Linked DNA regions of Homo sapiens: regions 1 and 3 are each linked to region 2. A link is an interaction called in ENCODE POLR2A ChIA-PET data of the cell type or tissue named here. Cell type or tissue: MCF 10A. All regions are shown on one strand. Region 1 overlaps SLC35G2 (solute carrier family 35 member G2). Region 2 has its middle 32 kb from the start of SLC35G2. Region 3 holds the start of IL20RB (interleukin 20 receptor subunit beta).

Evidence for each region. ChIA-PET counts read pairs that join two places held together with the same protein. Peaks named below come from ENCODE experiments on the same cell type or tissue, not always from the same donor. Only the 100,000 strongest peaks of a DNase experiment are listed, where the experiment ranks them.
Region 1: POLR2A ChIA-PET joins it to region 2 with 5 read pairs; 3 of 35 experiments call an interaction of 5 or more read pairs at or near these places.
Region 3: POLR2A ChIA-PET joins it to region 2 with 8 read pairs; 2 of 35 experiments call an interaction of 5 or more read pairs at or near these places.

The regions. Positions count from the first base shown.
Region 1 is chr3:136,837,507-136,840,006 of GRCh38, reverse strand. The region is part of intron 1 of SLC35G2 (solute carrier family 35 member G2); the gene reads right to left. Among named protein-coding and RNA genes, the nearest start is that of SLC35G2, 20 kb to the right of the region's middle. In MCF 10A, no CTCF peak of the experiment used is centred here; no DNase peak of the experiment used is centred here.
Region 2 is chr3:136,785,929-136,788,428 of GRCh38, reverse strand. No RefSeq gene overlaps it. Among named protein-coding and RNA genes, the nearest start is that of SLC35G2, 32 kb to the left of the region's middle. In MCF 10A, no CTCF peak of the experiment used is centred here; a DNase peak (open chromatin) is centred at 1,468.
Region 3 is chr3:136,956,903-136,959,402 of GRCh38, reverse strand. It overlaps IL20RB (interleukin 20 receptor subunit beta), which reads right to left and starts at 1,420. Exons shown (of 7, transcript NM_144717.4): 1 at 1,202-1,420. The coding sequence starts at 1,289. All of the region lies in intron 2 of IL20RB-AS1 (IL20RB antisense RNA 1), which reads left to right. In MCF 10A, no CTCF peak of the experiment used is centred here; a DNase peak (open chromatin) is centred at 1,532.

The DNA of each region.
Region 1 (2,500 bases), 52 kb before region 2:
CTGAGCTAGGCTATAGGAGAATGGTAGACAGACCTGAGGATTTTGCTGGGCTGTGTCAGTCTGGGTTATAGAAGTGGGTGGAAATTACAACTAAGGGACTTGGAGATGAGGGGAGGTAAGAAGACAGATCTGATGGTATTGAGGTAGGGGCTGCTAAGAGAAGCATCAAACAGGAGGGCTAGCCCAGGTTTGAGCTGGACACTCCACTGACAGTTCTAAAGCAGAAAATTAGGGAAGGAATAGTCAGGGGCTTATCAGCTATGCAGTAGCTTCTAGAAGTCAACAGCTGGCTCTGGGAGGGAAAAGATTGAGAAAAACAAAAGAAATAAATAAGAGCAGAAGGTATAGGGGAAAAGGTAGGGGTGAGAGTTATCAGTCTGGTTAGAGCTGGGCTAAACATTTAGTCTTACCATCAGTTTAAAAGCACCTGGACCAGTTAGTTGCTGTACAGGCAAAGTCAAAGGGAGAAGCCTGGCCTCTCTCTACTCAGTCAAGGTTCATGACTTTAGGAGACTGCAATGAACCAGGCATACCAGGAAAGGAAAAGGTTAACTGAGGTTGAAAAAAAAACTTTATGTGGCACTTTTAAACAAGCAGGTTGGTTTGGCTTGTGTGACTATGATGGTGCCTGATTTTGAGCAGAGCAATTTGTGTTGTGACATTTTAAAATCCATTCTGGCACTTGGTGATGAATGTGTTGGCTGGCAGCTAAGAACTTGCTAGAATGCAAGTATGCAAGTCTTCACCATTTATAATCGACACTTCCTTTCCAGGAAAGAGCCTTTCTAATCTTTGAATCAGTGGATTTATCAATTTGCATAAAATATGCCATCCTCAATGAACACATTTATCATCTACCACTTAACTTTCCTTCTGTTAAAAAAAAAAAAAAAGCAGAATCACCTTCCTGTGAGTCAGCAGCTTTAAATTCAGCTGTGCTGGGTGAAGCTGTTAAGGGTAGGAAGGAGCCATCACTAGAAGGGGGAGAAGCAGGAATAAAATGATCTTTTCTATTTCCATGATTTTTTATGTTTCTGTTTAAATGGTTAAATACCCAATTAGGTTAGATGCTAATTAAATGTAAAATTACTGGGCTGTTCCAATATGCATGTTAAAGTTGTACTTCTTGGTTGTTTGTAATTTACCTAACTCTTGAGAGATCATCAGAGCAGCCCAGCTGAGTTTAAAGAAGGCTTCCAACTGCCCAGGATATGCATCAGTTCCTGAACAAAAAAAGAACACCCCAGGATCAACAGAAGCTACTATCAAATCCTTCAAACACTACATGCACCACATGCTCACATTTGTCCTATTTTTGCTACTATTTATCCACAAAAAAGCCAAGCCTGAACTCCTTCTTGAGGCCAAAACTTAAAAATATACCAAATGAATCAGTTCAAAATTTTACAAATTTGGTTTGGCTTAATCATAACTGATTCTTCATACTATTGACACCGTTGATTCTTCACACTATAGATACCACTCACTAAAATTACAACTCAGTCACCTCTTCCCATATACCATATTTCATTAAAATCAATGTAAGATAAGAAATGGTTACCAGATGCCATCGTTTCAGACCAAACCATATGTCAAATTTTGAATAAACCTAACAACATCTGATTGGTTAAGTAGCATACCTAGATTTATTAAAATCACTACACTCCTTTAATGTCTGTAGGAGAACATGCATGCACAAGCACACACACGTTGTGTGTGCATTTATATATATATATATATATATATATATATATATATATGTATATGCTACTGCAAAATTGAAGAGACTTTACCAAGTTCTGTCATTGACAGGGACATTATATATAAAGAATATACATACTGTAATTCACCTCATCAAGAGTTAATTTTATGGCCGGGCACAGTGGCTCACACCTGTAATCCTAACACTTCGGGAGGCAGATCACTTTGAGCTCAGGAGATTTGAGACCAGCCTGGGCAACGTGGCAAAAACCCATCTCTACAGAAAAATACAAAAATGAGCTGGGCGTGGTGACTCCCGCCTGTAGTCCCAGCTGTATACATGGGAGGCTGAGGCTGGAGGATTGCTTGAGCCAGGTAGCAGAGGTTGCAGTGAGCCAAGATTGTACCAGTGCACTCCGCCCTGGGTGACAGAGCAAGACCTTGTTTCAAAAAAAAAAAAAAGAGTTAATTGTACCAGGAACATGTGGTGTCAAAATTTAAAATATGTGAACTCTTTGACCCAGCAATGCTATTTTCAGGGATATATCCTAAGATCATCACCAGCAAAGTATATAAGGATGTGCATGCAAAAATATTCATCATGGCTTTCTTTATACAATGAAAAATTGGAAATAAACTTCTCATTAATGGGATGCTGGTTAAAGAAAATCATTACTGTAATATGCAGCCATCTAAAAGGGTAATTTATATGTATATATATTTACATAAGAAAACCCTCATGTCATATTGCTGAGTAAAAAGAAAGATGTCAATGAGTATTCATGATGTGATTCTATTT
Region 2 (2,500 bases):
GCTGGCACTGACCCCCTTGGGCTCCTCGCATGGGCCTGTCTGAGCTCCACATTGTGCTGAGTATGATACATACCTAGTATGGGACAAAAATAATGCTTGATCTCAGTGTGCCATAGTCCTGTGTTCCATCCAGTAAACACACTGCTTCCTAGGATTAATGTCTCCCTGCAGAAAGGAAAAGCAAGTTGGAATGTCATTTTGTGTGTGTGAACTGTAAAATGAGTTTGAGTACATTTCAAATTTGCTCTTTCTTGCCCTTTTTTTGCCATCTAATAGTCATGGCCAACTCATCCATTAGGTACAGCTAGCACAGTATCTAGGGACCGAGATACTTTTAAGGGCCTGCAGAATGTTTTAATTTTAATTTCTTTTAAAATCAGAATAAATAAAAATAAATAAATAATAATAAACATATAAAAAGAATCCAGTGTACTTAAAGCCACTGAACTGTATGGTTAAAAATGGTTAAAATGGGAAATGTTATGTATATTTTACCACAATAAAAAAAAAGAAACCAGCATGGATTATATTCATCTTTATACCAATGCAGTTATAAAATATAATTTTTAATATTTATTATGGAGGGAAGGGCCCACAGATTCAAAACTGCCCAAAGCTCATGAATGTTATCATTTGGCCCTGTTAGTAGTTGGTTAATTCATATCAAGGAGAAGTTTTGTATTTATGGACCAAATCATATGGACTGCACTTCTCTCACTTCTTCGTGGCCTAACCAGGAAGGTTACACAGCATGACCCAGATTCCTACCACGTGCCACCTGGTGACAGCTACACAGACTGTTCAGGGGAGATGCTGAGTACAGTGGTTCTGAGAGACTTGTTAGTTTTGGTCTCTGCACAGCAGGTCCTGCCTTATTTAGCACAGTGAAGCTAGACACTCTGAGGTAGTCAATTTTACTCCAAAGGGCATTTCTCATGCTTCTCTTTATTAACAAATCTCTCTCTCTTTGGACTACCAAAACAGTCTTCTGGCAGATCTCCCTGACTTGGCTTTTCTCCTACCCAAACCAGAATTATCTTTGCAAACATATATCTCCCTGGAATAAAGTTATTTAATGACTTCCAACATTTTCATTATTTCAGAAAGCTTGATAGAAATCCCGCTTTAACTCATGAGAGTGCTTTTAAAAGTAACTAAAAAACTGCTTTAGTTTGTGCTAGAATTATACCAGCATGGTTACTACAATTAATAAATTTTGAGGACACAAATTAATTATTTTCCAGACGCATAGTTTGTGTTGCAATGAGGTCTTACACCCATGGATCCTTGGGAGAAAGATCATGAATGGATCCTTGGAAGTGAAAAAGTATGGAGATCCCTAGAAATGTCTCAGCTGTCTGCCTGACCATTCTGGGAGGACAGTATCACTCTGGTCAAAGAGAAATTACTGACTAGCTGACTATGGTACAGAAGGTGGGGGAAGATGAAGAAACATCACATTAAAATTCAGTGCAAAGTGAAAGCTTGTCTTGAGCAAGGGTGAATGACTCAGCAAGAAATTGTTTACAGGATTTTAGTTTCTGCTCTCTGCAATTCTTATATTAAATAAAAAGCGGATTTTCATTATCTACTTGAAGTAATTCCATTACTCACCAGATAACAAATAAGCAACAAACACACTTCCTAGGATATTTTTTTAATCCTAAAGTGAAAGCAGTGCTTAGAATCACAAATGCTTGGCATGTATGGTCATTAACAAAAATTTGGTCTTTGGCAGAGTGAAAGCTTTGGTTTTTAAGTTCAGTTCCGCTTGTTTATCGTTGTAGTGCATAGTTATCATTCCACATTCCTACATTCAATCCCCTTTCTTCTGGTAACAGTCATACACACACACACACACACACACACACACACACACACACTCTTTCACACGCACAAATTTTCTTGGGAAAAAAATATTTTTTTTCCACATTTGGAATATCCTTCAAGACTCCCATAGGCTTTGGAGGGCACCAAGTCCTGTGCTCTCTGCTACTACTCCTTTGAATATCAGAGTGATCACATGTTCCATTCAAAACAAAATCGGGCAGGGCGCAGTGGCTCACTCCTGTAATTCCCAGCACTTCGGGAGGCTGAGGCAGGCAGATCACTTGAGGTCAGGCATTCGAGACCAGTCTGGCCAACACAGTGAAATCCCATCTCTTTTTTTGTATCTAAAAAACTACAAAAATTAGCCAGGTGTGGTGGCATGCGTCTGTAGTCCCAGTTATTCAGGAGGCTGAGACAAGAGAATTGCTTGAACCTGGGAGGCAGAGGTTGCAGTGAGCCAAGATCGTGCCACTGCTCTCCAGCCTGGGCAACAGAGTAAAACTCTGTCACACACACACACAAAAATAAATAAATAAAATAAAATAAGTTTATCATGACTGTAATCCCAGCACATTGGGAAGCACAGGCAGGCAGATCACTTGAGGTCAGAAGTTTGAGACCAACCTGGCCAACATGGTGAAACCCCATCTCCACTAAAAATACAAAAATT
Region 3 (2,500 bases), 170 kb before region 2:
GCTGGAAAGAGAAGTAACCACCTGAAGCTAAAGTACCTGGGGTCAAAGAGAGGTCTTGGAAAGACGTAGAAGGAAATACTGAAGATGCTGCTTCTGGTGGGAAATTATAACAATAAAGGCCAGGAGGAGGAAATGAAGGTATAATATGCTGACTGTTAAGCCAGCAGCTGCTTGTAGTCCATATTCGTTTTCAAGGAGTAGTGAGAAATAGGGTTAAATAAATATAGGGTGGGGCCTGAATATGCTGGGTGATGAGAGACAACAGAATTTGGACACCATGTGCTGAACAACTGGGAGCTGTGAAGGTTTTTAAGCTAGGAAAGAACACCATAAATTTGATGTTTAAGCCAGTTCTACACCTTTGCAAATTGTCTTAGTACTGATTTGTTACCTGATGTAAACTAACTAGAATAATTAAATTAGTTCTGTGTAAAACACACACACACACACAGAGAGTGAGACAGAGAGACAGAGAGAGAGAGAGAGAGAGAAAGTACTCAAGGCTCCCATCAACACTGCAAAGTGCCTAGTGTCTTGGAGTATCAAAATTAGAAGTTTCTCTTAAACGTGATTTGACATGAACAAACATCAAAGGCTACAGAGTTCCAATTTTAAGACAATAAAGCAGATAGGTACAAGCAACCAGGAGTGGAGCAGAGAAAACTATGTAATCTCACTGGCAGGGGAAATGTCCCAAACCAAATATTTTTTAGAATGCTATGGAGTACCTTTTCTTCAATGACCAGTAGAGAAATCCAATTTTTATAAGTCTCGTATCCAATGTTAAGCTCACAAATTGTCTTTTTATTCATGTGTATTTTGCTAGAATCTTTGTTTTAATTTGTTCTTACAGTTAACATCTCCAAGACACACACAGTAAGTCTGAAAGAACTACATTGCACTATATAAAACCAGACGATGAGATAAGTAACAAAGTGCACAGAGCTCTGCTTTTATTTATTTTGATGATTTCTCTTTCTAGATTGTTGTGTGGACATTAAGAAGAGAGATTTCCAAACAGAATGCAGGCCTTTTCTTTGGGATGTGGGAATAGAGGTTTAGGAGGTGATAAATCTTTTGTAAAACAGATATACGATATTCTATACACATATTTCAACCCCAGGCCCTGGGAAAGTATTTTTTGCCTTCTTAACCTATATTCAAGGCCCAAACTATTGGATGTATTCTAATTCATACTTACCTGTGAGCAAACATGGAATCAATGCGTAGAAAAACCACATGAAAAGACTTGTCCAGATTTCTTCTAGAACCATTGTGAAAGTCTGCATTTGGTAGACTCAGTTTGACCTAGAACATTGTTTCTTTCCAAAATAAAGCATTCTGTCCATCTCAGCCATCTTTCTTCAGAATGCATATGTTGGAGCTGAGGTCTGAGTCGCAGCGAAGCCTGAATTGTTCTAGAGCCGGCCCAGGAAGCTCAGAAAGGGCGGGCTCCGAAGCACCCTCCTTTCTGCCCAAACCCAGATGTTGCATCAGCAGGGAGTGGCCTAGGAGAGTTCCAGAGAAAATGTAACTTTGGGGAGCTTGAGAATCTGCCTATGAGCAATACCCGGACCACAGGCTCTGTCCTAAAGGACTCTGCACCTCCCTAAAAGCCAATGAGCAGGCAGGATTATCTCCCTCCCTCATTAAATAGCTGTCCTCTTCCAAGTTTCTCTCTGTGAGTTCATTCAAGCTGGGTACTGACTAGCTCTTTTTTCTAATATGTACCCACTTCAGAAAAACTAAAGATATTTGAAAAAATTTAAAATACCCTTCTAAAAGTCAGGAGGGTAAAGAATAATATATAGCTTCATATTTGCATGCATTTGCAAAAAGAAAAACTAAAAGAAGATATAAGAAATGAACAAGATTGGTTACCTTGGGGCAGAGAAAGTGGGAATTGGAAAGGTGGAAGAGAAAAATGGGAACAAGACTTTTGACTGAATATCTTTGTATATCGTTTGATTACTGAGTCACGTGAATGTATTACTGAAAAATTAAAACCAATTTCAATAGGTGGAAGAAAAACCTTGTGATAGTATTTAGCCCTTTAAAATTTAGCCCTTGAAGGACTTTAACCACCCTAATGTGCAAATACAATAGTGGAATAAACATGGGTTCTAGAGTATAATGTATTTTGGTTCAAGTTTCAGAACTTACAATGTAACCTTGGGAAAGTTGGTCATTTATTTATTCATTCAAGAAACCTTCACTGAAGGCCTACTATGTGCTAGTTCTTAGGAATTCAACAGTCCATTCCCTCAACAAGAATTTCCCAACTAGTGGAGAAGATAGACACGGGAATAATCATAAGTCAATTTTTAAAATGAAGGGACAGCAATATTCGTAAGGAAACATAGCATCACTAAAAAGAAACATCTAACCCAGTTTGTAGGATTACAGAAAGCTTCCTGGAGGAGGTGACTCCAGGACTGGGTGTTAAACTCTGGAAAAAAAAAAAAAAAATCAGCCAGGAATGTTGTTTTTAGGAAGCAAG